Linked DNA regions of Mus musculus: region 2 is linked to region 1. The links are chromatin loops, found by intact Hi-C in ENCODE. Cell type or tissue: heart. All regions are shown on one strand. Links, peaks and the distances in the headings refer to the core of each region. The heading gives the core; the rest is flanking DNA.

What was found. A loop is a pair of places that touch in the nucleus more often than their neighbours do. Peaks named below come from ENCODE experiments on the same cell type or tissue, not always from the same donor. Only the 100,000 strongest peaks of a DNase experiment are listed, where the experiment ranks them.
Region 2: it touches region 1 in a loop (2.5-fold over the local background); 3 of 42 quality-filtered maps call a loop at or near these places.

What each region holds. Positions count from the first base shown.
Region 1 is chr7:120,814,535-120,830,026 of GRCm38, reverse strand. Gm5737 (predicted gene 5737) reads right to left here. Exons shown (of 12, transcript NM_001370881.1): 3 at 15,446-15,492; 4 at 13,460-13,517; 5 at 12,727-12,845; 6 at 12,105-12,180; 7 at 9,322-9,404; 8 at 7,694-7,831; 9 at 6,690-6,755; 10 at 3,900-3,963; 11 at 1,963-2,036. Among named protein-coding and RNA genes, the nearest start is that of Gm5737, 13 kb to the right of the region's middle. In heart, for the core only: a CTCF peak has its summit at 6,519 (motif pointing right); a DNase peak (open chromatin) is centred at 6,654.
Region 2 is chr7:120,733,374-120,748,865 of GRCm38, reverse strand. Vwa3a (von Willebrand factor A domain containing 3A) reads right to left here and starts at 9,309. Exons shown (of 34, transcript NM_177697.3): 1 at 8,923-9,309; 2 at 8,736-8,837. The coding sequence starts at 8,755. Mosmo (modulator of smoothened) reads right to left here. Exons shown (of 3, transcript NM_001164580.1): 3 at 14,012-15,492. In heart, for the core only: CTCF peaks have their summits at 8,170 (motif pointing right) and 9,087 (motif pointing left); a DNase peak (open chromatin) is centred at 9,115; H3K4me3 peaks cover 499 bases; H3K27ac peaks cover 1,244 bases.

The sequences.
Region 1 (15,492 bases), core at 5,188-7,687:
TTCTTGTCTGTTTTGCCCCAGATACTACGTTCAGGGCTTGGAGGAATGCAGGTTAGTAAATATTCTAAAGTCAACCAAGCTCCTCTTGCAGGGAGACATAGCTGTGAGGTAGGCAAGCAGGTCCTAGCACAGTGCTCACAGAGGTCCGGTTTAACTGTGACCTCAGGGCGTAGGTGGCTCTCCTGCATGCTGGAAAATTCCTCCTCATATCTCGGGGTAGCTCTTATCACCCAGTTGGATTGCCTGGTTTCTAGAACATTTTCCTCTTTGGATTGTGGACTTCCTGGGGTAAGCACCAAGTCTTTCTCACCTCTAGTGCTCAGTGAAGTGCCTGGCACATAGTAGGTGCTTAAGGAATGAAAGGTTTTTAAATGCTAAAGAGCTGATTGGTGTCTCACAGACTGGCCAGCAGACGGCAACTGACCTGTCGCCCCCAAACTGCCCCAGATCCTTTGCCCTAGAACCAACGAGTTAACCCGCAAACCCACACTTTAGACAAGAGGAAGTCAGGCATTAGCCAAGTCAATGCCTGACTACAGTTCCTCAGCACTCCTGACAGCTGTTTACCTTGTTGGTTTCTGGTGTTTTATAAGACAGTGGTGAGGCTTTAGGTCTGGGTTCAAATTCCACCAGTGCCCTGTAAGTGAGTGATCTTGTGTAGGTAGCTTCACGGTGTCTCTGATTTCCTCCTCTGAACAAGCACAGGGTAATAGTTTCCAGTGGTAGTGACTATCACATGACACCAAAGGACTGTCACTAGCCTCCATCAGTCTGGGGAAGATGTAGGCAGTGGCTTCCCGGAAATATTCTCCATGCCCTCTCTTCCTTTCAGCGTAAGGGGCCCTGAACTTAGCATCCTGAAGCCAATCCCCATGTGGCGTGATCTTAGACAAGCTTCCGGTTTTTCATCATAAGCTGAAGAGCATAATCTTTTGCCCTTCCTAATTTAACACTAAGGAGAATCAAATGAGAGAGGCCCTAAATTACATCTGCTGTCTTACTCTTAGTGTCTACTTAAGAGACCTTCTTTGTACAAACAACCAAAAGAAGCTCTTAGATTTATTTATTTTATATGCCCTGCCGGAATGCATGTATGCGCACCAGGTGCATGCCAGAAGAGGGCGTCAGATCCCTTGGACTGGAGCAATGGATGGTTGTGAGCCACCATGTGGATGCTGGGAATCAAACTGGGTCGTCTGAAGAGCAGTGAGGGCTCTAAACTGATGAGTCCTCTCTCCAGCACCAAAATGTCCTCTTTTTGGATGGTTCGTGCTAAGCAAATATAAAACTACTCAGACATCAGCTGGTGCAGTGGTGCACACATTTTATCCCAGCGCTCAGGAGGAAGAGGCAGGTGGATCTCTGTGAGTCCGAGGCCAGCTCTACACAGTGAATTCCAGAATATCCAGAGCTACCTAGTGTGAGACTTGTCTCGAAAAACAAGACAACACTCCCAAACTATGCGCCATAACTATGAGAAGGGTTTTGATATTCTGTACAAAGAAGGCATCAAATACATACTTATTGTTAAATAAACATGTACTAAGCATGTGAAAAACATGAGTGATGAGTCTAGGGCCACTGGGAATTTGTGTGAGTGTGTGTGTGTGTGTACATACATATGTATGTATATATATGTACATGTATATGTATATTCAGAGTTTGGGTTCAAAAGAGTGTCGTCTTTGGGATCTCAGGTCTGGCTAGAAGATAAGCTGCCTATAGCTGGAATGACAGCTGTGAATAGGAATTTGGAGCGGTCCAATTTTCAGTACGTAACACCGTCTGAGCAAAAACTTAGTTGGTCGGGAGCATTAGAAAGGAGCGGGCTGTAGTTTCGGGTCTACATGGAAGGTTCTGAGACTGCAGAGAAGAATCTTGTGACAGAGGTGTTCAGCAATGGTGGAGAGGAGGAGAACGGTGTAGGGCTGGGATTCCCCCACCCCTCAGCACCCCTCTTACCTCACTGCGGGTGAGTAGTGGGGGGATGGTGCAGATGGGTCTCAGTGCCAGGTGCAGGTACTCCATCACTGCAGCTGTGGGAGGGGGCAGGTGAGAGGGGCTCAGGGATGCATCCACTGGGGGCGTGTCTTGCCTTGCTAGGGGTCCCTTTAAAAAGGTCACTGGATTCCCTTCAGTTGGCAGCATTTGCTGGGGGCCTGTTAGCTAGGAGATATGTCATGGTAAGATGGTACTAAGTAGTGATGATGGTCTGAAGAATGCAAGCAAATCTGAGAAGGCTCAAGGTGTTTCTGTTCTCTCTCTTTCTCTCTCTCTCTCTCTCTCTCTCTCTCTCTCTCTCTCTCTCTCTCTCTCTCTCTCTTTGGTTTTTCGAGACAGGGTTTCTCTGTGCAGCCCTGGCTGTTCTGGAACTCACTCTGTAGACCAGGCTGGCCTCGAACTCAGAAAATCCATCTGCCTCTGCTTCCCAAGTGCTGGGATCAAAGGTGTGCCCCACCACTGGCTTCTCAGTCTCTCTCTCTCTTTTTTTTTCTTTGGTTTTTTGAGACAGGGTTTCTCTGTGTAGCCCTGGCTGTCCTGGAACTCACTTTGTAGACCAGGCTGGCCTCGAACTCAGAGATTCACCTGTCTCTGCCTCCCGAGTGCTGGGATTAAAGGCGTGCACCACCAGTGCCCGGCTTCTCAGTCTCTCTTAAATGACGTTTCATTCATGTGTTTCGTGTATGTGTTCATGCGTGTGGGTGTATATTTGCCATGGCGCATGTGTGAACCACGCAGGACATCCTTGGGGAGTCAGTTCTTCCCTTCTACCATGTGGGTCTCAGAGATTGAACTTCCCTAAGATCAGGCTTGGTGGTGGCACCTTTACCCATTGAACTATCTTGCCAGTTTTCAAGTTCTCTCTTTTGAGGCAGGATCTTACTATGTAAGACCAGACTGGCTTCAAACTCTCTAGGTAGCTCAAGCTGATCTTGAGCGCATGATCCTCCTGTCTCAGCCTCCAAAGTGCAGATTCCCACACCTGGCTCTCTCCTATTTTGATATGCTGACTTGGGTAGGAGAGGGAGGAATTGGGAGTGCTTCCCTTCTGTCCTGACACCATTGCTTCTGCCAACGTGAAGATGCACCAAAATGCAGCTAGCTTACAGAGAACTGTTATTTATATACAATCCTTGCAAGTTGTCATCACCTGGGCTACAGGTAATGCATATCAATCATTGTGGCAGAGTACAGAATACAGAAATCTCCCACCTGGGTAACAAGTTTACAAGTCTTTGATTTCAGTAACATCCCAAATGCATTTAAAAAGAGTAGGTCCAGCCTCTGATGCGACAGAAACACAGCCCTTTGTGACTTGAGGGCTACCGTTCCCTTGGGCAGCTCACAGCAAGCCTGATGCCTGCTTGCGCTCTTATTAGGAGGCCAGCAGAGGGCAGCAGCAGGGCACACTGTCCTGGTGGGGTGGGACCAGGGAGTGGGAGCAGATACTGACCTGCAGGGGTAAATGGGAGAGTCCAAGGTCAAAGTCTCCACATGCCCCAGACTTTGGAAGAGGGAAGCCTCAGGCCTCCTCTGCCTTTCAGCTAAGTCTGAGTCATAGCTGCCTCTCTCCTGTCACTGCACCACTTGAGGCAGGCCTCAGAGCTCCAGTCTCTTCTTTTACAAGAGTTACAGTCACAGTTACAGTTGTTAGAGGCTCAAACTTAAGCGGGGTAGGCCTATGATCAACACAGCTGTAGTGATATCGAGACATTTGCCCCTCTGCGTGCAGGGTCTGGCTGGGTGTCCCTGCACAACCTATTTAAAGTCCATCACCCTCACCCATGGGGGCCTCGCTGGCCTCATCCTAGTCCAGGCCTTGGGTTTCCAATAATGTAAAACACACATGTTGTTTGCATACCTGGCCCACGGGATTTCACACTCAAGTTCTTCCTTACCTGTCAGATAAACACAGGAGGTCGGTACCTGGATCCAGGGCTGACTGTACCCCAGCTTCTCAAACTGCAAGGGAACACGGTCTGACATGAGAATGGGTTGTTTAGGCACTGGCTGGTAAAGAAAGACTACCTGCTTTCCATATCTTCCTGGCAGGGCCTCTCTCTCTCTATGTAGACCAGCTTGGCTTCAAATGACAGAAATCTGCCTGCCTCTACCTCTTGAGTGCTGGAATCAAGGGCATTTACACTATGCCTGACATCATCACCACCATCATCATTTTGCACACCAATCTATTCCTTGATCAGGATAATTCAAATAGTTAAAAACAGAACAAATCTTTTTTTCCCTGTTTATGTGGTGTGTGTGTATGTGAGGGGGGGGGCGGGGCACGTACTATGATGCATATGGAGATCAGAAGAACAACTTGTTGGAATCAGTTTTCTTTTCCAACCACATAGGTCCTGGGACTCTTTATTTGCTAAGCCATCTCTTATCTATTGGTTTTGTATTTTCTTTTTTTTTTTTTTTTCTTGTTTTTTTTTTTTTTTTTCGAGACAGGGTTTTTCTGTATAGCCCTGGCTGTCCTGGAACTCACTCTGTAGACCAGGCTGGCCTCGGACTCAAGAGATCCACCTGCCTCTGCCTCCTGAGTTCTGGGATTAAAGGGCGTATACCACCAGTGCCTGGAATAGGGCAGGTTTTTAAACTTAGACTGTTTCACACCATTTAGATTTTTACTATATCCACCCACACATGAATCTGTTCCCAGGTTCTTAAATAGAATCTGGTTTTTTCCCCCTCTTTCAGAACTGACTGTACTATTAAAGAAAAAGATAAAGCTCAGCAAGTGTGTGGAAAGCAAGAGGAAGTGCTGGAAGAAACAGACGGGCAGGGAGTGAATAGAGCTGTCCACCTGGATAAAACCTCTTCAAGTCAAAGCTAAACTAATGAAGGCAGGCAGGCTGGAAAGAAAGGGAACACTCTCCCACTGCTGGGGAGCACTCTCCCACTGCTGGGGAGCAGACAGGAGTCCTGCAGGCTCTGGAAAATACTCTGGCAGTTCTTCCACGGGAAGCTAAGCTTAGAGTTACTGGTTAGCCCGGAAACTCCATAGAAATACACAGTAATGCAATCCCAGCACCGTGTGTGTGTGTGTGTGTGTGTGTGTGTGTGTGTGTGTGCATGTGCACACATGTGTACCTAATGAATGACAGCAGAGGTTGTCCTCTGACCCTAGCAGGCACGTGTGCTTACATACATGTGCACTTGTATACACAGGTGCAGACATACACATATCACAGAAAAAGGAAAGGAATGAAGTCTCTACCTAATACATGTCACAACGTGGATCAACCATGGAAACTAAGGGGGAAGAAGCCAGACAAAGGCCACTCCTCCCATGAAACAGCCAACATAGGCAGGGCAGTTGAGAGAAAGACTCACGTTGCCTGTGGTGGGTTGGGCTTGAGGGTAAATTGATACAGGGCCACGTTGCCAACAAGAGAGGCCTGCTTTACTTTTCTGAAGATGAAGACCTATTCTAAACTTAATTATGGTAATGGTTGTAAAACTCAGACTATAATTTAAAAAAGAAAACTATGTTGAATTGTATCCTTTCTGTAGGTGGATTGCATAACTTGTAAGTTATATCTGAATAAAAGTACTTTTTAACATAAAAAATTACAAAAAAACCCTCTACATGTATGAGTGTTTGTTTTTTTAAAATTTATTATTTTTATTTTATGTTCATTGGTGGGTTTTTTTTTTTTTCGAGACAGGATTTCTTTTTTGTTTGTTTGTTTGTTTTGAGACAGGGTTTCTCTGTGTAGCCTTGGCTGTCCTGGAACTCACTTTGTAGACCAGGCTGACCTTGAACTCAGAAATTCTCCTGCCTCTGCCTCCCAAGTGCTGGGATTAAAGGCGTGTGCCACCACATCTGGCTGTTCATTGGTGTTTTGACTGCTTGTATGTCTGTGTGAGGGTGTTGGACCCCTTGGATCAGGAGTTACAGACAGTTGTATGCAGCCATGTGTGTGCTGGGAATTGAACCCAGCTCTCCAGCTCCCATGTAGGGAGGCGTGTTTTGCTTGTGTGTATGACTGGTGCTTGCGGAGGCTAGAAGAGAGCATGGGATCCTTTGGGACTGGTGTTACAGATGGTTGCTAGCTGCCATGTGGTGATGGGCCTTAAACCCAGGTCCCTGGAAGAGCAGCCATCGCTCATAACCATTGAGCCATCTCTCCAGCCCCTGGAAATGCTCTTTAAATAGAGCAAACCAGAGCTGCCACTGGCCCAGCAGGACACGATAACCCCTATACCTCTACCCAGGTTTCTGTGCTCACTTTCCAGATGGGCCTGGTCCAAAGGAGACTGTGGGTTGTTGAACGAGGTCAGGGGTCTCAGAGACCAAACTCCCTCCTCCCTCTAGGATCTGGTGACCACATACCTGCCTAGGGATTTCAAGCAACCTCCCCTTTCAGTGTAGGACCACTTGTTTTAGCAAGGGCCCTGGATTCCATCGAAAAAAAGAAATGACATTAGATTCACAGGCCAGAATCAGTGCAAATCAGGAGGCAATTATAGAAAGGTCAGTGTCAAAAGCAGGAACACATGGTTCCACTAGGGGGCAGTCACAGCCCAGCTTCGGCTCTCCCAGTGCCATTCAGGCACGTGCCAAAAGGGTTGGCTTTCTAAGGTAAATTCATGGTTTTGGTGGAAGGAAAGGATACAAGGACAGAGGGTGGGGTTGAGAGACTCACTCTGGGCTAGGGGTCGGGGAGAACACCTACCAGTGGGGCCATCCACTCAAAGAGGTTGACACTCTCCCCATCATTGATGTAGTATGCTTGCCCGCTCTGAGGGTGACAGGAGGGAAGAGGTACAGTCAGGTGTCTGCCCACAGCCTGATCCCCTCTTTCTCCTGGCTCCTGGAAGCTCCTTCGGCCCTCTTGTCCCCCTAAGCAGTTCTGGGAAGAGACCTGGACAACACCTTAGTAAAGCAGTATGTGGTTTGACAACGCTAAAGAAAGACAGGGTAACTCTCTATGAAGAGCTGTAATTGGCTTGGCAGAAATGATGGTATTCTAAAGAGACATGGATGTTGTGGGCCTGGTGTCTGTCAATCTGACTATCAGACTATTCAAACAATAGACACCCCCCCCCAAAAAAAAGAGAATTTCTTTAGGGTACTCATATTGGGAAACTGGAAGGGCCCTAGCCAGAGGGGAGTTTATCTCCTTTCATTCAATTGTAACAACTACTCAGACCACCTAACAGTTGAGGACTAAGCCCACTTAGTGACCTTGAGCAGGACTGTGGAAACGTGCATATTCCAGGGACTCTATTTAAACTTTAATCTCACTTCAGGACCCCAAGACAGACTGGAGGGATCACTGGGTCCTTTTAACTCTTGTTTTTCAAGACAGGGTTTCTCTGTGTAGCCCTGACTGTCTTGGAACTCGCTCTGTAGATCAGGCTGGCCTCGAACTCAAAAGATTCATGTGCCCCTGCTTCCTGAGGGCTGGGCTAATTTGATTCTTATAATTGGCTTCTGAAGGATTGACTTTGGCCCCGAGTTTGGTAATAGGGTGACCACCCTGACAAGCTGTGTGACTCCGAAGGACTCACAGGACCTCACTGTACTTCATTTTCTTCAGCAAGATGAGTATCATGAGGACTGTGACATGCTTCCGTTGGAAGCTGTGATGTCACAGGGTCACGGTGAGCTAATTATGCTCTCTGACAGTTCTGGGCCTCCCTCCTTATGGGGACAGGGATGTCACAAAACACTCACAGCCACGTAGCCTTTAGCCATGGTGAGACCCTCGGCCGCCAGCATGTGTGCCTGCACCAGATTCTGCACATGGACCCAGTTCATGCGCGTCTTGCGGTCCCCAAACCGGAACATGAACAGTCTCTTCTTGATGTGGCTCTGGCATGGGGGAGAGGTGACAGTGCAAGCTCACCTGGGTGGCTTTACGCCTTGTATACACGCTCATAGGCTAGACTCCCACCTCCCATGTCCCAAGTTGTCTGGACATCTCTGCTTTCTTGTCTCATAGATAACCTTGGGCCACCTTTGAGCTTCTTAACTTTTCTCATGCCTCACATTCAAACTAGCTGTAAACCCAGCTGCCTCGACCATTATGTCTGTTCAGAATCCAGCCACACCACTGCAGCCCATCTCGCCTTGGGAGCGACAGCAGCTCCAGTATGGATTCTGTATGCATCATAGTTGTCCATTCCCTCTGCACCACCTGATCTGATGAATGCAGAGCACATGGGCTGCCATATGAACACTGAAAGGCAGACAGTGCCTGAAGCCCTTCCAGACGGGGCCAGCTCCTTCACAACTCCTTCTATGGACCCCCTCTACTCCTTGGGCTACCATGACCCCAGGGCTGTCTGTCTCTTCCTGGACTTTTGAGGAGATGCCCCGTGTAAAGGATGCCCCGTGTAAGGGCTCTTGTCTAAGAGCCTGCCTGACCTGCCCATCTCCTTCCTCCCGTGGGAAGTTTAAAATATTTCTTTCTCCAAGGGGCTTTTCCAACTTCCCCAGAAGCCCAATCCCCTCCATCCATCCACTTTTTCTTTTCTCCCTTTGCGTTTGGCATCTCCCAACACTCTTTATAATTCAGCTTGCGTATTTCTTTTAATCCATCTCCTGGTGTGAGAGCAGAAGCCACACGAGGGCAAGAGCATCTGCTATTTGCTGCTCTGTCCCTAAGCCAGAGCAGTAATGCGCACACTGGAGTAGTTCAGGAAGTATTTGCATGGGGAACTGTCCCTGTAGTTGACCTGTAAGAACTGGGCAGGGGAATATTTGAAGCAGCAGGGCTGGACAGCACTCCCTAGGTGCCCTTCCCAACTCCCACAGTTTTGCACTCAGTCAGTCCCAGCCACAGGGATCTCATTACATTAACCTTCCTCACACTTAGGTCAGCGCTCAAGCTGCTCCTCTACCTGGCATTCCCTTCCTCTGCTTACCTCAGTTTCTCGGGGGTAGGGGTGGGGGTGGGGTAGGGGTGGGGGTGGGGTGGGGGGAATCCCCCTTCCTCCTTCCAGACACCACAGGCATCCCTTCCTCTTCTTACCTCAGTTTCTCAGGGGTGGGGGTGGAGTGGGGTGGGGTGAGGTGGGGGGAATCCCCTTTCCTCCTTCCAGACACCACAGGCATCCCTTCCTCCAGGAAGTCCTCCTGAATCTCTCCTGCCAGGCTCATTTTCTCTAGTGTTTCTCTACTTGGCCGTCACTATGCTAAGTTATGACTGTGCCATCTGTCTCCTTGACTAGGCTGTGAGGACATGAAGCCTAGAGCCCCCTGCAGCCATAGTCCCAGAGCTGCAAAAGTCCAATCAGCATGCACACCACGTCAACCTGACTCCTTCTGTCTCTGGTCACAGGAAGGCTAGGAAGACCTACCGCCACCCGGGGCAGGTGTCTCTGTTCTTCAGGACCATAGATCCCTGGGGGACGGAGCACACAGGTGCGGAGGGTGCCTCCTCCTGGGACAGAAGAGAGGGTGGTCAGGGGCATGCAGAGGAGTGGCACGTGGAGGTGGGGGGCCCACAGCCAATGAGGACGGGAGGCCAAAGCCATCTACCTCTCCTGCTTCTGTATGGAAGGCCCAATATAAATACCTTGTGCTGACAGCAGCCCAGTTTCCTTGGGGACCCTCCCCCTCACCGCCCACAGAGGTCCTTATGGGTGGTGTTCTTAGGATGTTTTAACCTGGAACTATCTCATGGCATCATTGGTATTAGGCCCACAAACCCTGAGGGCATTGGCCATCAGCTCCTACCAGCCCTTGAGCTATTTATGATCTGTCCTTTCTAAACCAGTGACTTTTTTATTCCTACAAATCTGTTTTCCTGACACCTCCATTGTATGTTCCCTTTCCCCATGAATAAGCCAGGGACAGAGCCTTCCATCTTTACCAAACACCTTTCCCTTTACAATGAAGCCCAGTATTGTGGATGATAGATTGGTCCCCCAAAAGATATGTTTGCTACAACCTGCCAATATGGCTGTGTTTGGAAAAAGGGCCTTTAAGGTTGTAGTTAAGGATATTGGTGAGTTGAGATCATTGTAGGTTTTCAGCTGGGCCTAATCCAACTACAGGAGTCTTGAAAGAGACCAACAGAGGCCAAGGAGGCCATAAGAAGGTCAGGAGTCATCTGAAGCCGGAGGAGACAGAGAGAGGCCTCTTCCTCAGAGCCTTCAAGGGAAGGTCAACCCTCTACACTAGCTAACACCAAGACTCCAGGCTCTGGCTTTCAGATGGCAAGAGAATGTTCTAAGTCATTGTGAGAGTTGCAGGACACTGACTCAAGCAGGCGCAAAAGGATACAACACACTGACAGGGCACTGTGACCTACTTCTTAGGATTCTGGCAGTCAGTCAAGTGAAGGCCATCTCAGGACTAGCCTGGATTACAGACCACGGTAATGGACCTCTGGTGACCGTGGCTGTCCTCCTGGAAGGCAGGTGTCAGCTGAGCTTTTCTGTGTCCTATAGCTAAGTTTAAACTCTGGGTCCCTGGGGGCATGGTGGAGGGAGGTCAGGTTGCAGCCAATGGTGACCAGAGGGACACTGGGGAGCCACGTCACGGAGGGGCAGGCCTAAGGTATCCATGACTCTTCTGAGCATTGAAAGCTGGGGACATGCATATAAATAATTCCCAGACAGAAGATTAGGTGTCTGCCCTGGCAGTAGGTGAAAAGAGCTGTGCCCTGGCAGAGACAGGAACCTGGGGAAACCCTGTATACACACATGAGGGTCAGAGGTCACACACTGATGGGCGAGGTAGGGAAAGCAGGACTATTGCAGAGAAGAGAGCCCACACGCAGAGACCTGGTTTACTGCCTCTCGAGTAGTACAGGGGGTCAGGCCTGGTTTCTGGTGCTAAGATGCTCCTGGGCTTAAAAGTCCCACTCTACCACCCAATGCTGTGTGACTTTGAGCGAAGGCAGCTAACCAGTCTCTGCTTCCTTGTGTGTAAACTGGAGGCTATCATTTCAAGCCTCTCTTGCTCTCCAAATCCAATTGGTTCCCAAGTTTGTCTTTAATTAATGGCACTAGAGAAGTGGGTTGTGATCCCTTTGGGGATGGCATATCAGATAGCCTTCATATCAGATATTTACATTACGATATATAACAGTAGCAAAATTACAGTTAGGAAGCAGTGGTTTTATGGTCGGGGGTCATCACAACATTAGAGCTGTACTGAAGGGTCTCAGGTTTAAGAAGATTGAGAACCACAGTACCAGCGGTTGAACACAGGTCCTATGCTGCGCAAGCACTCTGTCTCCGAGCTACTTTTTTTTTCTTTTCGTTTTTCAAGGCAGGGTTTTGCCATAGAACCCAGGGTGGCTTTGAGCTCCCTCTGTAGCTATGGCAAGCCTTGAAGTTGTGATCTTCCTGCCTCGACTTCCTGAGTGGCTGGGGTGACAGGACTTTGCCACTAGGCCCAGGTAGATGAGGCCATGTCAGCTGGTTTCTTTTAGCTTCTGAATTTTAGAAAGACAGTTAACAATGATTTATGACAAGCAAATCGTCTGCATGGATTTGGATTCTGTGTAGAAGACCGGGGATGCCTAAATTCCATCTCCCCTCAGGAATGATCTGGAGTCAATGAACCTTTTGCATATGAAATTAGTATGCAAAATAGGACCTGACATGAAGAATGCACATAAGCGGAGACTGTTCCTGTTCTATTATTGCTTTGTCGCCAGAGAAGGGAATGCTGGGAGACAGCCGAGGCAGAGGTTTTTTTTTCTGGAACATTATTGAAGGTTTCATGCAAGAGCCTCTCACTCGCATGGTCCCTTCCAAAGAGCTATAGCTCCTTGCATATTTATAATGTTAAAGAAGACTGCTAAAACTAAATCCAGTCCCATAAGACAGCAAAGAGAGCACGTGTCAGGCTGTCAAAGTCTGTTCCTCACCAGACTGCAAGCATGGGAGCTTACAGTCCAGGCTGCGTCCTGGTTGAAGAGGCTCATGCAGGTGCTCTGAACACATTGAAGGACAAAGGCCCAGATCATGGGGAGATGTCACTTAGAAGGAAATAGGGTCTTGGACATGCATTTCAGAGAGGCAGCAGTGGGCAGGCATGCTTGTTATAAGCATGTCCCCGTGGTGCATTTCAGAGAGGCAGCAGTGGGCAGGCATGCTTGTTATAAGCATGTCCCCGTGGTACTTACCTAGGAGCGGTGTCCCATTGGCCATGAGAGTCAACTGGTCGGCAATGGCTTTGGTTCGAGAGTAGTGGTCCATATGCTGGCAGGGGACAGGGAGAACACAGCCACCAGATGGGCTCAGTGATATTGTTGGCAATGCTGACCCAGCTGGGCGTGGCCTACCCTATGGCTGCACAGTCCTGGCTCAGGTCTGCAATGTCTGGCCTGTGACACTGATACTGGATATAGGTTGGGTGATCGAGTCATATGTCATTCTTTGGTGTTCCTGTGCCATATTTTTTTTTTTTTTTTTGCACACAGTCTCATTTGCTGCTCTCTACAAACCACCTGCATGGTGTTCTCAGGCTTAGATGAAGAAACAGAGGTTCCAAGTGCATGATACGCCCTGTCATGGAGGTGAAAGGTGTCAGGCTGGGTGGGGCTCAAGGCCAGGTCTATCTGGTTTTGGAGCTTTCATGGGCAAGACAAACTAAGACGGGAGAAAGCTTGGACCACTCAGTCTGGGAGTCCAGCCTGCTGGGATGGACCTGGAGTAAAAAAATGGAGCTGGCTCTACCCATGCCTGTGCTTTGGGCAGTCACTTCCAGGCACACCACCCTGTACCCTGCATCCCAGAGATTGGTACCTTGTCCAGGGGGAAGTACGGAATGGACTCCTCATTGCCCTGTTCTATGGGCTTCCCACCAAACGTCACGTTGACTGTGCTGGTGTACACGAGTCTCGGAACCCGCCGACGGACACAGACTGCAGGAGACACACACACACCACAGCTAGATTGTGAGCAGGGAGCTTAAAAAAAGGCCTCTGTGGGCAAATCCACCCATTTTTATTCAGTCTTCATCTCCCGCCCCATACCATCAAGGATCTCCCAGAATCTAGAACTTCCTGAGAGGAAAAAGCCTTTTCCCTCAACTTAGGATGTTGGAGGCCAGAGCTTCTTATTCCTCCTTCTGGTGTGGCTTTGTCCACCAGGGCCACCCTGTCATGGGCAGGTAAGAATAAAAGGCTCTCTTGGTGAGACAATAAAAAAGATGTTCTAAAACTGGAAAAAGTGCAGGTCAAGATAGTTCACATCCAGAGGGCCCGGCAGGGATCTTCTATCTGATGCCTCCGTGACTTTCCTCAGTTTCTTCCTCACCCTGAGCCCCTAGACATGCTAAGACTGCTGGTGTTCAAGCAGGTCTGTACACAAGAAAGATAATCTACCTCCCACTGGCCTCAGTTGGTACAAGCTAGGTAGGGTAGGGGGTCCTGCCTCCGTGGCCTTATCCCCAAACCCGACCCCAGAGCCAGGCCAGTGACAGGAGACAGAAGAGGAAGGATCACACAGCACGCCACACTCCACTTTGGGGGCCTACCATTAATCACTAGTTTGGTGCCTCCGACATTTATAGACTCAATCTCCTGTTTTTGTAGCTAAAAGACAAGAGGGAGATAAGAAGTCACAGGCTGCCTTCTGCCTTGTGGCTGAGACCACAGGCCAGGCTTAGGGTCGGCAGGATTCTCACTGAGGGATACTTGGTATAGGGTGCAGGGGCTGGCATAGAGTTGGGCACAGATAAGTGACTTGTTGGATCATTTTCTGCCTCCTCAATTCTCCCCTTATCTGAGGCAAATGTGGTGGTATGGCCGTGTCCAGGAGAAGGGAACAGGAGTGTAAACAAAGAAAGGGTCTGCAGTGGTGGGTCCTTGTGTGCCAGGCACCCAGCAAACAATGCAGTCAAGACCTCATTTAACGCCACTGGGAAAGATGATGTGCTCCATTTTAAAACTGTATTTATTTATCTGTCTGTCTGCCTTTGAGACAGTTTGTCTCCTATAGCCTCAGACAAGCTTTACAGATAAGGATAGCCTTGAAATCCAGATCATCCTGTCTCCACCTCCCAAGTGCTGGGATTATAGGTGTGTGCCACCATACCTGGCTTATGTGGTGGGGGGATCTAACTCAGCAGGCATGCTAAGCAAGCATTCTATCTACTGAGCTGCATCTCCAGCCAAAACCATTTCTATTCATAGTGTGGTGTTTTTGTTTAATGGGGAAGCAGCTACAATGTTAAAAACAATTCACATAGCTAAAAATATACCTGGAAGCCACAGAGATGGCCCAGCAGTCAAGAGTACTAGCTGCCCTCCCAGAGGTCCTGGGTTCGATTCCAAGCACCCACATGGCAGCTCACAACTGTCTGTAAACCCAGTTCCAGGGCATCTGATGCCTTCTCCTGACTTCCTCAGGCACCAGGCATACTTGCAATGCACAGACATACACATAAATTAAAAAAAAAAAGACTATCTAATGAAGAAGAAAGTTCCTTCCCACTCCTGACGCCAAGTTTTTCTCGGTCCTCTCCAGAGGGAACTGCTGTTAACAGCTTCATAGGTTTGTACAGAAAACCTGTATTTAACATCATCATATAAGTAACATTTATCCTAGCTTTTAAAAATTTATCATATTTTTATTACTTGCTTTGTATGTGCAAGTGTGTGTTCATGTCACGCGGGTGCCATAGTTCATAGGTGGGGGTCAGAAGAAGGCTTGTGGGAGTCGGTTTTCTTCTTCTACCACGTGCGTTCTGGAGGTCAAATTGAGGTCATCAGGCTTGGCAGTAGGCACTTGAACTGGCTACGTGGTTGTTGTTTTTGAAACAGTTTCAATAATGATGATGATGATTGAGACAGAGTCTCTCTATTTAGTTCTGGCTGTCCCAGAACTCAATTTGTAGACCAGGCTGGCCTCATACTCAGAGATATTCCAGCCTCTGCCTCTTAGAGGGCTGTGTTTAATGGTGGCTGGTTGAGTTATCTTGTTGGCTCTTTGCTTTGCTTTTCTAAGGTAATTAGGGGAGATAATGTGTGCATATCATACACACATTATCGTAAACTTTGGAGATTTCTCGGGTATCAACACTTCTCATTCTTTTGAATGTCTGTGTACAGTTTCATGATATACCTGCTACATCTTAATAATTTTAATAACTTACGGGCCACAGAGGTATTTCTGGTATCTTGTTATCAAAAACAATGCTTTGAACATATAAGTAAGAATAATTTGAGTCAACTGGAGGATGTTTTTGGTAGACACTGTTACAGTGTTCTCTGGAGTTTGTGACATAAGTCATAGAGGTGTCCTCCCTTTCCAGAGGAGGAAGGAGCAGCTTGGAGAGGTTACGCTGCCCTTGGTCACACAGGTAGAGGGTACAAGAACTGGTATTTGATGTCATGGATACCCAATCCTTCTCTAGAGGAAGTGAAGAGCAAGAAGCAACACTCAGGCATCTCAGTGTGGTGGGTGGACAGGACTTGGACACCACTCTGCCCAGCTCTGGGTGTGTATGTATGTGTCTCACCTTCTCAGCCCCAGACATGCCGTAGGAGGCCACATGAAAGACACAGT
Region 2 (15,492 bases), core at 8,129-10,628, 84 kb after region 1:
GCCTCCAGAAGACCAGGCTGTAAGGCAAGGCTGTAGGACATTTTCTTAGTGATTGATGGGGGAGTGTCCAAGCTCATTATGGGTGGTGCTCATCCCTGGTCTGGTGGTCCTGGGTTCTATAAGAAAGCAAGCTATGCAAGCCATGTGGAGCAAGTCAGTAAGCAGCATTTACCCATGGCCTCTGTATCAGGTCCTGCCATGAGGTTCCTAGCCTGCTTAAGTTCCTGTCCCTGAATTCCTTTGATGATGAACTGGGATGTGGATGTGTAAGCAGAATAAGTCCTTTCCTCCACAAGTTGCTTTAATCATGGTGTTTCTTCACAGCAATAGAAATCCTGATGAAGGCAATAGTCACAGGTACCTACAGCTGAGCAATCAGATCCTTCCTTGGGGAATTTTTACTTCTGTGTGAAGGGCCTATAGCACATACACTTAGACCTGAAAGATATGTGTAGGAAACTGGGTAGAAGGCTAGTCCCTCCCTGGTTTCCTTGGAGTCATTCTCTGAGCATCTTCACTGCTTGCCTGCCTCTTCCCAGGCTCATGTTTCTGTGTGCCTCCTAAGTGATGTTCTCTGAAGCTCGGTGGTGCACACCACCCATGGTATAGGATTTCTACTGCTGTGATACGATACAATGACCAAAAGCAACTTGGAGGAAGAAAGGGTTAATTTCGTCTTACAACTCTCAGATCATAATCCACCGCTGAGGAATGCCATGGCAGGCATTCAAGGCAGGAACATGGAAGTAGAAACTAAACCAGAAGCCATGGAGGAACATGGTTATTGGCTTGCTTCCCATGGCTTGCTCAGCCTGGTTTCTCACACTATCCAGAACTGCCTGCCTACGAGTGGTACCATTCCTGGTGGGCTGGGCTCTCTTAAATCCATCATCAATCAAGAAAATGCACCAAAGACTTGTCCTAGGTAGATCTTCTAGGGGTATTTTCTCAATTTAAAGCCCTTTTTTCCAGGTGTCCCCAGTTTGTGTCATGTTGATGTAAAGCTATCCAGGATAACCGTCTCTTGTCTCCCCCTTCCTGGGCAATCTAACACACACTCAGTGTTTGAACGACTGTCCACCCTCAATGGCTCTCACTTGTATATCAAGAACCAAGACATCTATCCCATTATGACTCCAGATTTTGGTCTTCTGAACTGACGATCCACCAGCTCCTTTTCCAGCTCCCATCTCTCATCCCCAAGCTACTTCCTTGTTAAGAGACTTTCCAGGGTTGATTGGGCTGATCAGAACTTTGTGATTGTGGAGAGTTTAAATGGTTGAGATTTAAAATCGAATTATTTGGGGCAATGAAGTGGAAACTTGAGGGTACTTTGGGAAGTCGGTTGGATGGTGTTTTGCTGGGGCAAACACATGAAGGAATGTTTCGTTAAAGTGGACACAGGTGTGAAAGGCTAAGTCCGACTCATGAAGGAATGAGTCTTCACTGAAGCAGACACAGGAGAGAGGACGTTCTGCTAAATCAAGCATGTGAAAGGACATGTGATTACGGATTCTTTGCTAACAAACACACATGTATTGGTCTGCCTTACATTGTGTACAGAGTTGCATTTGTCAAGATTCCATGGACAGAACTGCACCAAAAACCTGCTGATGGAGTCCTGCAGTTTGTTTCTGAGGAGACTTGGGCTGATTGGGTGCCCGTGGTGAGGCAAGACCCACACTGAGGCAAGACACATGGAGAACATGTGATGTCTGGAGGGTGTAAATAGGACTCCACAGAGTGATGGAAACAAAGCTTGGCTTGCTGGTACAGCTAGCTGGGCAATGCTTGTGGGTCCCATGTCTTGGCTGATCTTCACTTCCCTGAGAGAGGCACAGCTGAGAACTTCTCCTGTTGGTCCCTCCTGGTGACTTGAGCCAAGGCTGAGGGCCTGGCTGTCTCTGCTAGGTTGTGTCACTGTTGCTAACCCGACTCTACCAAACTGGACTGCTGGTGTATCCGTGATGTGTTTATGAGTGGATAGAGCTGCTGCTGCTGCGAACCTGTGAACTGAACTGCCGATTTCCAGACAACACAGATGGGAGCTGCTCCAAGGTACCTTTCTAGACAAGTTCACGTCCCCATACCCTTTATTTTCCACTATTTCTTGTGGGTGATGGACTAAAAGGGAGGTTGAAGTGTTTAAGAATCATCATTAAAAATAAGGTTTGAAAAAATTAAAGTTACAGGGCGGTCTCCACCCCCCCATGCCCCCACCCCCCCTTGAGACAGGGTTTCTCCAGCATAACCTTGACTATGTTGCAATTTACTCTTCTAGACCAGGCTGGCCTCAAATTCACAGAGATCCATCTGCCTCTACCTCCCATGTGCTGGGATTAAAGGCGTGCGCCACCATTTCTGGCTGTGGGCAGTTTTTAGTTCAATTAATTATCCACCACTGTTTCAGACCTAACATTCTTTCAACTACCCGGGCAAGCGCTTTGATATGTATTAATAGATTCCTAGCTGATGGGCCAGTGTAACTCCATTTTAAGATTAGAAGTCAACTTGTTACAAAGTCAAAATAAGTTCATTCCTGTTTTCTGTAAAAAGTTTTGACCATGTCTTGATTTGCTCCCTGACTGTATCCTGACCTCTACCCTGATAAGATACAATGTTCTGCCAAATAATTTCGAGTTGTTCTGCCAAGTTCCTACGTAACCAAGTGCCTCTGAAAAATCTCCCACTCCTTGTAAACCCCAGCCCTGCAGTTTTGAGGCTATAAAACTCCCACTTCTCCTATCTTGGGGGCTGACCTCTCAAGTCCTACAGTTATGGAGAGGCAGTCTCTGGACTGGCTATATAATATGCACATATCATAAAGCTTGCTTTAAACTTGACTAATTTGGGTAGTGGTCTTTACTCTCCTTCAGTGGGATTAACACTAGCTTCCACGTCATCTGATAATATTTATAGGTTTTCCCCACGTAGTTGTAACCTATCTAACTGGGGCACTGATACCACTGCGTCATGCTTTAACTCAAGACTCTTATTCTTTGATTAAGAAAGTTCACACAACCACTTACAACATGGAATGTAGTACTCAGGACAGACAACCCAAATCCTTGTTGCTGGGCTGTGGTCTCTCATCCTGGCTGAGAACAAGTCCTCTCTCATCCCCTTTCCCTGGGAGAGCTGCATCTTGCTTTCACAGTGCTCCCTGGCACTGGATATTTCTGCTGGGGAATTCAAACTTGCTCCATCTAAGATGAAGGTTCCACATAGGCCTGTCCTCTTTCCCCTGTTCTCTGGCTCGGAGAAGCCACCATTTTTGATCTGTTCTTGATGTTCATTCCTGTTATTGAATCCATCCTCTAATCTAATCAATTTTAGCTCTCCCAAATGTCTCCATCTTCCCTGGGCTCCTTGGCATTTTCTCTTGTTCTCTCCCCCGCCCCCATTTTCATAAGCTTTCAATAGCATATATAAATTACATATAATAATAGGTTTCACTATGACATTTTCACACCTGTATATAATCTTTTTTGTTTGTTTTTTGATACAGGACCTCACTGTGTAGTCCTGGCTGTCATGGTACTCACTAGATAGACTAGGCTGGCTTTGAACTCACAAGGGTCTTGAAGAGGTGAGCCACCACACCTAGTTATATAGTATATTTTGGTGTTTACCTTTCTACTTCTGCTTGACAGTTTCAAGCAGTCTTCCCTGCTCACCAACCCCCTTCTTCTTTCCAATCAGTCCCATCGTGTCTCCACTTTTTGTTTTATTTTTATTTACAATTTTTTTCGGTTTTTCGAGACAGGGTTTCTCTGTGTAGCCCTGGCTGTCCTGGAACTCACTTTGTAGACCAGGCTGGCCTCAAACTCAGAAATCCACCTGCCTCTGCCTCCCGAGTGCTGGGACTAAAGGTGTGCGCCACCACGCCCGGCTCTCCCAGTGACTATTAATTGGATTTGTAGCCTCACGGAGCCTTTGGAGCCTCGTGTCCATTCCATCCCTTGTGACAGTTTTTGAGGGGGACAAGCTTGTGGACATTTGTACAAATAACTACAGCTGCAGAGTTCAGGAGTGCAATGGCCACGTCATGCCTTCAAAAAGTCTCCCACAACCCTTCCCAGTTCCTCCAGCTCTTGTACTCTTTGCCTCCTCTTGTGCCTCTTGCTTTTGAGCCTGAGGTCCTCTGACCTCTCTTGTCAGCTGCAGGGTGGCATCCCTTGGTTTCCTTATCTAATAAATTCTCTGCTGTTCAAAGGCTTTCCTCTGTTTCTAGGGTGGCTCCCTTAAAAGCAACCTTCCAGGTGCCACGTGGTTGGGTTGCTGGCTACCTCTCTCTCTAGAGTTCCCAATTTACCACTGCCCTCCCACCACAGTCATGGGAGGTCCCAGAAAGCTGTACAGCCCCTTTAACCATAGGACCTTCCCCTGTGTACTCTGGGGCGTTCTTCTGTCCCCACATTACTGGTCTTAGGTGGTTCAGCTAAGCCACCACAGCCTCTAGAGAACTCGCCAGCTTTCCTTTCTATCTCAGACTCCTTTTTGTGTGGATTTTCATGTACCTATGCCCCTTCCCTTGGAGAGGTTCACCTTAGCTTGGAATCATAGTCACTAGCATGCTGTTTAAAACCTGGCACTGTTCCCTTTAGACCGTAAGTTGCATGGGAGTGACAGCTGAGAGAGAAGATTGTGTTTGCTATTTGGGAAATTAGTCACGTGACATAGCCCAGGCTGGCCTCCACTGTGCAATTTTTCCTACCACAGCCTTTTGGGTGCTGGGGTCACAGGCGTGTGGCAAAACTGAGGAAAGGAAGGTCAGGAGGTCTTGCTTCTGGGATTTCTATTCATCCCAGGTACTTGTAGAACTCACTAATTACCGGCTTCTGTGTTCTATGGGATACATCATTCATTAAAATTCCTCACAGTAGAGTAAGCAAGCTGGCTCATTAACATTTCTGACACTTGCCTCCCTCCCTCTCTCCTTCCCTTCTCTCTCTCCACACCAAACTGTGGGGCTAGGCACAGGCTGTGAGCAGCTGAGCAGGGTTGTGGCTTCATGGCTTCACTGTGAACTGCGAACTCCGCACTGCCTGCCTTGTGCCCTTCCGCAGCTTGTTGGTTCCTTTTCTGGCCTTTAACTTTTAGTCAGGGGTGGTTTGTTTTGGGAGACACTCCAGGACAAAGTGGTAATGACTTTAAAAATAAAATAAAATCGAACTGGCTCCTCCTCAGTGTGATTCCCTTGGAGACCATTCCTATGGCAAAGACTTGGAAACCCTCTCAGAACACTGGAACCCCAAGCTCTGTAACCCCCAGGGTCTCATTCCCTTTTCCTTGGGGAGCGATTAGCATTTTGCAATGACTAGGTCTAAACTACTGAATTCTGGGGAGACTCTGTGAGCAATTAGATGAGGGCTGACCACATGAAGCTTAACACAAGAGCCCTGGACTTTCGGCTTTTCGGTTGAGAATGAGACGGGAATTGTAATCACCATTCTGCCCACTAACGCCACTGTCAAAAGCCAAGACGACATTGTGAGAATACTTTGCCAAGTGTGACAGAAATGTAGAACACCATAAGTATCCAGTTTGCTCCTCTGTGGCTGTGAAACAAGAACACTGACAGGGAGGAGCAGGGAGGATCGGGGAGGAGTGTGGATGGAGTTGGAACTGTATTCAGATTATATTGTATGAGAACCCAGGGCAAGAACTGAAGCAGAGGCCATGGAGGAACGCTGCTTTCTGGCTTGCTCCCTGGGGCTTGTTCAGCCTGCTTCCTTATACAACCCGTGACCACCTGCCTGGAGGTGACATCAAGCATTAATTAGAAAGTGCTCCACAGGCTTGCCCACAGGTCAATCGGACGGAGGCATTTTCTCAATTGAGGCTTCCTTTTTCCAGGTTACTGGAGCATGAGCTGTACCTTCAAGCATCCCAGGTATCCACCCCATGATCTTTCGCAGTGCCTCTTGGGGAATGGAGTGTGCTGATCCTGGGAGGGGCAGGGATGAAGAAGATATAGCCTTCCCTTTCAGGACTGGGTACCAATGCAGCTTGTCTGTGAGCACCTAACTGCAATAGCACCCCTGTGTGTGGCTGCACTGCCCTCTGTTGCACGGGTCACCTTCTCTCTCCGTGGTTATGGTCTGGCCTCCTTTCTCCCGCTGAAGAGGCTTGAGGGCAAGAACTTTGTAATGTTTCCCAATAGACGGCTGTGCTTGAAAGGATGCGTAGAGCTAGTTATTGCATGAAGGGTAGAGCAGCAGCAAGGACCCTGTGGGGATGAGGCAGAGGGCTCTCACCATTAACCCACAGAGCCTGCTACCCACTGGGTTCCTAGGCCCTTTGCTGTCAACTCGTGTAATATGCCTGTCCCTTGGCTTTAAATCTTTTTTTTTTCCATAAAAATTTTTTTTATTAGATATTTACTTTATTTACATTTCAAATGTCCCCTTTCCTAGTTTCCCCTCTGAAAACCCCCTCCTCCTATCCCCTCTCCTTTCCCCCTGCTCACCAACCCACCTACACTCACTTCCTGGCCTTGATATTCCCCCCTACACTGGGGCATAGAGCCTTCACAGGACCAAGGGCCTCTCTTCCCACTGATGACCAACTAGGCCATTCTCTGCTACATATGTAGCTGGAGCCATGAGTCTCACTCTTTGGTTGGTGATTTAGTCCCTAGGAGATCTGGGGGTACTGGTTAGTTTATATTGTTCCTCCTATGGGGCTGCTAAACCCTTCTCCTTGGGTACTTTCTCTAGCTCCTTCATTGGGGACCCTGTGCTCAGTCCAATGGTAGGCTGTGAGGATCCACCTCTGTATTTGTCAGGCACTGGTGAAGCCTCTCCAGAGACAGCGATAACAGGCTTCTGTCAGTAAGCACTTGTTGGCATCCACAAAACTGTCTGGGTTTGGTGATTGTATATGGGATGGATCCCCAGGTGGGGCAGTCTCTGGATGGTCATTCCTTCAGTCTCTGCTCCACATTTGTCTCTGTAACTCCTTCCATGCGTATTTTGTTCCCCCTTCTAAGAAGGTTTGAAGTATAAACACTTTGGTCCTCCTTCTTCTTGAGTTTCATGTGGTTTGTGAATTGTATCTTGGGTATTGGCTCTAAATTTTATCACAAGGAAAAAGTCTACCAGATACCTTCAGATGCATTCTGGAATTTCAGAATGTGGAGTGCAGTGGAGAATTCCAGAATGTCCCCAAGGACAAACTGAAGTAGATCTTCTATGAGAAAATACTTTTAAACTACGAGGAAGAAACTTTCAAACAATGCCGTCGTCCTTGCTAAGTCTAGTCGTGCTTGCCATTAACCTCAGCAGTTAGGAGGCGGAGGTAGGCAGGTATCTGTGAGCTGAGGCTGCCCTAGTCTATTTGTGAGTTCCAAGGCAGCCAGAGCTACATAGTGAGACCCTGTCCTGGAGGAAAAATGTAAAAAGCTATCCTCATAACTCACGAGACCCTAGGGCCCCTCCGATAGCCTGAAGGGATGCCTGTTCTTTCCGTGGGAGGCCTGGATCGCCCCCAGTCAGTGCCCACCCCTTTCCCTTCCAGTGCAGGCTCTTATCTGAGGGTTCCAGTTAGTCTTGGCTTTTGTTTTCCAACCTCTGTGACCATGCAGGTATGGAGTTCAGCCAAGGGAGCGGGGTACATTGCGGATGCACTGCCCTGGGTGACTGGGGGGGGGTACCATAGGAGAATGAAGGGATCCCATGGGCAGATTAGTGTTTTGATCAAAGCGCATTGTTATGAGAGTTATTGGATAAAAGAAGTCAGCTACCTTCCCAGTTGGTTAACATCTGAATCTAAGAAACTCTCAAATATTTAATTCATGAAAAGCCCATAGGCAATCTAGAGGGCTAACATTTTTTATACTTACTTATGTATTTATTTAGCGTATGTGTGTGTATGTGCGTATATGTGTACCTGCAGGCACACGCCACAATGTACCTGTATTCAAAGGACAGCTTGGAGGAGGTTCTTTCCTTCCACCATGTGGGTCCCAGGAATCAACAAGGTTGTCAGGTTGATGACAAATGCCTTTATTTGCTGAGCAAGCTCATTGACCCAGGGCCTGTTTATTGTTATTGTAGATTTCAAATTTTATTTTTATGTGCATGATTTAATTTTTAAAGAAGATTTATGTACTTAATGTTTGAGCATCTCACCTGCATGTATATATGTATGTGTATCACGTGTGTGCCTGGTGCTGGAGGAGGCCAGAGGAGGGCAGTAGGTCCCTGGAAACTGAGCCTGGGTCCCATGGAGGAGCAGCCGGTGCTCTTACCTGCTGAGCCATCTTCCTAGCGCCTAGGCCTTGTTATCTAACTACAGTTACTCCACTGCTCCTGTGCAGTCCATGTTACCAGAGTGAGCCATCGCTCTTGCATAGAACCCTGCCAAGTTCCTGGTAACTCTGGGACCCAAGAGTTACCAAGGCTCACCATTCTTTCAGAACAACTCCTTGCTTCTCAACCCCACCCGTCACCCGCTCTGCTCCTTGGAAACCTCTACACACACACACACACACACACACACACACACTTCACTAACCATCCTCAAGCTGTGCTTACTTCTACAAACATCCTTAACCCCCTGTCTGCCAAGAAACCCCAGAATCCTACGTGTTACCCCACAGTGGAAACTCTATGGAAGTCCTGCTGTCTCCACACTGTTTCAGATCCTCAGCACCAAGTACAGAAATCTTTCTCTTTTGGCCAATGCTCAACCATTCTCTCTCCCCACTTGCCAACCCTTGTGACACTCACCTCCATCTGCATTTCTTCATTTACATCTCCATCTTTGGGAGAAGGCACAGCAGGACCTCTCTGCTCCAAGCTCCTCCAAACAAACGCTATAGAGCAGCTTGCCTGTGAGATAAGTGTTAGCTGGTCTCCAAGGTAACAGACTGCACCACGCCAGCTTGGGGCAGGGAAAGGCAAAGAGCTTGCTCACCCCAGGGATAAAGGGGCTCCTTGACTGTTGCAAGTCCCTCTGTCAGGTTAATCTGTGTTTCTTTTCCTGATAAAGGCAGGATGTGACCTGCTTTTCTACTTTTAGAACCTCTGGGTCAGCCAGGTCTATGTATGGTTTAGGCCAGTGGAGCCCTGTTGCCTGCTGCCTTCTTGTGGCCGGAATGGAGGAACAATGCAAGGGAAGCCCAAGAGCCTTCCTCTTCAGTTCCCCTGAGGATTGGGAAGCAGCCCTAGGAGATCTGGCAGCACCAGGCCAACGCCCAGCTGGAGTCAGCAGGTCAGTGTCTCCGCAGCCAGGTGCTACAAAGGTCATTCACTCCAGCAGTTCCCAAACCCAGGGACTCAAGAGGACTCACCTGTGTGGTCTGGTCTCATTCAGGAGAGTAGCCCGGGATTGTGCTGCAGTGCAGCAGGACCCTTTAACAATGGCCTCAAGTGATTGTGATGTAACTAGCACTTGGCACACAGTTTCACACTCCTTGGCACCTTTCTACAGACACAGAGATGAGGGGCTCCACCCAGGGTCCCCCAGCTAGCAAGTGGCTAAGCTCTTCTCATTCCAGACACCCTTAAGTTGGTCTTCATTTCCGGAACCTTTTGCTCCGGAAGCTGGAACTCCGGTGACTTGGGGACTTGTCTTTGAGGTGCTCATTCCAGGCCAGATCAAAAACAACCAAACTTCCCAAATAGAAAATGGTAATTGTCAGGCTCTGTGGGTTGCAAATGCCCTGTGCAAATTCAGGGCATGTAGCACTCTTGCCAACACCAACAAGGCGGGCAAGGGGCAGGTCAGAAAGGCTTGAGGGGACGACAGGATGACAGTGCTATGAGATGTGATGTGAATGAAGGTCAGGAGCACATGTGCCCATCTTGAGGGGAATCCTAGGTGGGAGGTCACGGGTACAGAATTTCAAGGCCAGCTTATATTCTGTGAGGCCCTAGATACAAGGGTTGGGTGGGGGTGGAAGCTGGTTAACTTTTTGGCATTGTTTTTTGAAACGTAAGGGTCCCAGAAAGGCATTTCCCCATCTCCCTTGCTTCTGAGATACACAGGGTTTTCGGTGTTTTGTTTTGTTTTCCCTTTTTAACATTTCAAGGGAAGCCTTCTTTCATTGAGCCCACTAAGCACATTCTGGATCCACCTGAGCTACAAGGAAAGCCAGGATGGCTTATGGAGACCACAGGAGAGGGAGAGGAGAAAGCTGTGTGTCAGGCTTGTGATGTGCAGCCACTCCTGCCTCAGCCACCCAAGGGTAGGGACTGCAAGCACACGTCACCACACCCAGCAGCAAACCTTTTGTAGATCTCTAGAGTGTGGCTCTTGTTGAGTATCAAAGCACAACAGGGATGTCTGTTTTCCTTTCCTTTGGTTTTAGTTTTAGTTTTTTGAAACAGGGTTTCTTTGTGTAGTCCTGGCTGTCCTGGAACTCAATCTTGAACTCAGAGTACTGAGATGAAAGGCATGTATGTCTGTCTGCCTGGGTAGGTGTATCTGTTTTCTTACCATTAGTTCTTTGGAGCTGGTAGGGTCTGTTCATCCCTCTCTGGTCACTCTTTTAAAAGCTCTCACCTGGTAACATCATGGGATGTATGTTGGAGGGATTAACTTGTATTTTCCTTTATTGCAAACGGAGCAGGTGCTCCTTGTGAGGTGGAGAAGCAGCATGAAGTCAACTGCGTTTTAAATTCCTGACTAAGAGAGGCTGCCAAAGGACGGGAGGAGGGCAGGGGAGGGATGTGTTTAAAGTCAAGCACAGGGGAGTGTACCGAGCTCCTGTGAATTAAGAGAAACTCAAACTAGCTTAAGGTGGGGGGTGGGGGTGAGGAGGTTTTGGCCAAATGGTCTCCATGCCTGAGCTCTCTTCTGGGATGGCTCAATTCTCAGGTCAAGGCTCCTCAGGTTTGGCAGGGATATCCGGGCCCAGCAGCACCAATTTCTGCCCCCATAACCTAGCAACTGATAGAGCTTTCTTCCCAGGAGCTCCAACCAAGTCCTAAGCTTGGCTCCTTGGTCACACGCTACCATGTTCCCTGAACCAACTACGTGACTGACTGTGGCTGCTGTTTAGCTCTGCAGGCAGGTGGGCTCAGGCACTAAGCCATATGAAGAAAGGGGCAGGTTTTCCAAAGTTTTGCTTTTTGTCTTTGTGTTTTATGCATGCACACATGGGTGTTCAGAGGCTAGAGGAGAGGGTCAGGTGTCTTCGTCTATCATTCTCTACTTTCTTTTAAGTCTAGCAGTCCTCCTGTCCATCCCCCATAGCACCAGAGTTTACAGGCTTGCACAAGAGCACACTTGGTTTGTTTTGTGGGCACTGAGATCTGAACTCAGGTTCCTGTGGTAGCACAACAAGCCAGTTAACCAGAGCCAACCCTTCTCACCTTGATCTTTGCTTTTCTCCAGAAGACAGATATCAAGAAACCAGACTGTGAAAATTAGAAGTAGTAGAGGCCTGCTTCATGCTTGGTAGCAATACCTTGGTGAGATGGTAAGACCTAAAAGGAGATGAGATGGGTCACTGGTACCCATGGGAATTCCTAGCTCACCAGTTTGTCATACCCCACATGTGGGGTGGACACAGGAAGGCCACTGTGACACTCAGCATGAGACACCTGAAGTCCTATTAGCATATGTGTGGACAGAGGACAAATAGATCCTTTATTTGGTTACCTTAGTAACTAATGTTTCCTACCTCCAAGGAAGAAGAATGCGGTTGGTTTTTAAGTGCCCCTGGAGGAAAATGGGGAGCAACTTGTTTGGTGATACCTCCCTGGGGGTTCAAATCTTGAAAACGTGCTAGAAACCAATGGGTGGTGGTCTTAGTTTCACCAATTAGAGATGCCAACCCTGTGTGATTCCATTGAATATGAGTGCAAAGATGAGCCTTGACAAGAAAGAAACTGAGCGATTAAAGACAATTTTCAGTACATTTTCCCATTTTTTCCCTTTGAACAAAGAAGATAATATTCAGCAGGTGCTCTCCGTAAGGAGCAGCTCTTAAATAAGGTCCTTTTGTGATTCTCTGCATTCTGCATCTAGAAACAAACCATGGATTTAGCTTCTAATGCCAGAGCCAATGAAATCATGCAACACGGAGGAGCTAATTTTGTTTCCTTTAGACTGGCCAAGTTGGCAAGGCATTGCTGCAGGAGTCCTACACCTGAAGTCAAGGGAGCTGGGTCTGAAACCCAAACTTAAACCAACTACTACTGCTTCCTGAGAGAGCCTGGGCAGTTTTCAGCCTGGAGAGCCAGCTCTCCTCTTGCACAGGGTTAACGATGACACAGAAAAGCACAGACTGCCTGATTTAATGCTACTTCCTTTCCCTAGACATTCAGAACACCATTATCCACCCACCACACCCTGCAAAAATATGAACTGCCCCAACAGGCTGGTAGGCTGTGAAGTATTGGTATTTGGTAAAGTTGTTTGTAATCTGAGTTTACAGGAGCATTACTTATACGAGCAAAAAAAAAAAAAAAACAAAAAAACAAAAAACAAAAAACCTCAAAAGCGCCCCCCCAACCCTCAAAGGAGAAATAACCTACATAGATAAATGATGTGTGTACCCAGATATTATTTATAAGATGGAGTGCCACTTAAAAAAGTCTTGGCATATATGTGTGTGTACAGAATATCACCTCTTGTTAAACTCACCAACTGTAAAATGCCTGCTGGAATATCCAAGAAATAACAAGGCTCTACTTTTATAATAGTGAATGTGTCTGTGAGAAAGAAAATCCCCTATTTCAGCTGCGGAGCTATGGCCACTGATGGCTGTGGGGGCTGGGTAGCAACTTCCATCCAGTGTGTCTGCTGGTAGGTTGTTCTGTGACGCAGGCAGCAGGACTGATTCCATGGGTTACTAAGAACAATTTACAGTGGAGAAGTGAAGGTGGAAGGGTTGTGGCAGTGTTGGGAGAAAGGAGGAGTGCATAGGATCAAGATATATTGTGACTGTGTCAGAAATTGTCACAGAGTAACTATTTAAAAACAAACTTTCAAAGAAAAAAAGAATACCCAATAAGTTATTAATGTTTCTTGGGAAGGTGGGTTATGAGTGGGCACTTATGTTCAACATTCCTGGGCTTTAAAAGAACGCCTTTTTGTGTGTGTGTGTGTGTGTGTGTGTGTGTAGTGTGTGCAGTGCCCCATGGAAGCAATGGGAGGGCACTGGATCTCTTCAAGCTGATGTTACAGGTGATTGTGATCTGCCCAATGTGAGTACTGGGAACCAAAGGGTCCCCTATAAAAGCAGTTAGTGCTCTGAACCACTGAGCCATCTCTCCAGCCCCTGGGCTTTGTTTTTTTTGTTTTGTTTGGTTTGTCTTTTGTTTGTTTTCTTTTCTTTTTTTCCGAGACAGGGTTTCTCTGTACAGCCCTGGCTGTCCTAGAACTCACTTTGTAGACCAGGCTGGCCTTGAACTCAGAATTCCACCTGCCTCTGCCTCCCAAGTGCTGGGATTAAAGGCGTGCGCCACCACTGCCCAGCTGGCTTTGTTAAACACACACACACACACACACACACACACACACACACACACACACACACACACACACACACAGTTGTTAAAAAGAAAATCCTTTTATGTCAGCACAGGCTTGTGAGAACTGCCCTCATAATAGCATTTGGGACAGAGGCAGCTGCTGATGGAGCAAGCAGTGGTGTGAAGAGTGGCAAGCATACGGTGGCATTCCCACTAGTAAGTCCGTCTTGCTAGACACTGACCGTATCAGCACGTCAAGTGTGTAGGAGTGGGCCAGTCACATCTTTGTGAGATGTGCAGAGTAACTTTTACTCCAGGACAATATGGATAACCAAATAGATCTTTGGTTTTTCAACTGCACTTGAACGAAAATCAAGGCGATGTAGGAGAGAGCTGCTTTAATGGACAAATAGATCTGTCTTAAACAATTAATATGAAATATCAAAGCCATGTGAGAAGTGCCAGAGAAAAGGGCCCAGTATTTACTGGGAAACTGTCCTGATCTATAGAGTGGAGTATCAGTGACAACTGTGCTGTTGCTTTTCTGGTGCTGTGATAAAACACAACGACGAAGGCAACTTACAGAAGAAGAGGTTTATTTGGCTTACGGTTCCAGAGGCGTCAATCAGAGCAGAAGCTGAGGTCTCCCATTGTGGACTGCAAGCCTGGAGCAGAGGACTGGGAATGGCATGCAGCTCTGACATCTCAAAGCCCAGCCCCAGAGACATGTTTTTTCCTCAAGGAGACACCTCTTCTTAAACCTCCCCAAACAGCCACCAACTGGGGACCAAGACCCAAACATCTGAGACTATGGGGCACAGTCTCATTCCTGACTAAAGTGAGCAAAGACTGTCCAGGGAGGAGGGGAGCTCCCTCACATACAACACTAACACAACCAGGAGGCCAGGTCTCTGTAAGGGAAAATGCTACAGTACTGTGCTGTTTCCAGACAGGCTAGCCTTGCAACGATGCGATGTAGCTGAAGATTACCTTAAGCCTTGGCTTCTACCTCCTGAATGATCGAGTTACAGGCAAGTCCCATTATACCTGGTTTACTCAGTGCTGGGGACTGAACACACTCTACCAAGTTACTTCTTTAACAAGACAGCTACATCTCTAGAAATAAACATTTAAAATCAAAATGTATTAAAAGTAATAGAAGCCTTTTTAGTTTCTTTAGTAGACAATTTATTTTGATAAACTTGCTCAATAACAAAAATACAAGTGAAGAAAATTATGTTCACTTTATACAGTTGTATTAACAATTTGTTTTGAAACTATTAATTGAAAAAATGTTATAACCAATTAGAAAACAATTCTTAATAAAGTTTTGGATAATATACAGACCTTGACCACAAACTAAAATCTCTCAAGGCAATACAACTAAAATTCTGTGTAGACAATTCTACCTACACAGACCACCTTTTTCCTTCATTTATTTTTATCCTTCAAAAATTTTCTAAAAGACAGCTTATTGTTTTGACTTGTGAATGTAAATTTAATTTTAAAAAGAAGATCAAAGTGGGTTGATATAACAGTTACTATAACCAGAGTAACCGGTGACTAGTAGTCTTTTAATAAAGACAAAATAAATGCAACATGTTCTTCTCATGAAGTCCATGATGCAAAACAACAGCTAAGAACAGATCCAAAGTTAGTTTCCAACACTTCTTAAGGACCTTTCCTCTAAACCAATAGATTGCCTGTCACCAGGACTATTTATTTCACTGAAGAGATTAAACAGTGAACTCGCACAACACCACACGGAGAAATCAAAGCTGTAGGCAAAACCCAAGAATGTGTTTTGGTCATCTAGAACATTACAAAAGAAAAAAAAAAAAAGGCATCTTTCTAAAACAAAACAGATGGAACAGAAACCAGGCTTGTGAGAGATGGAGAAGTCAGAAACATCACACCCACACTAACAACACAGAACATGGATTACCTTTGGAAAGAATTGTACTAATGGTTGCTTTTAATGAATTGAAGATTTTTATCTATACAGATGTTTAGGCTTGTTCGATAGGAGCTTCCTAAACACTCAAACTAGTTCAGTCTTGTG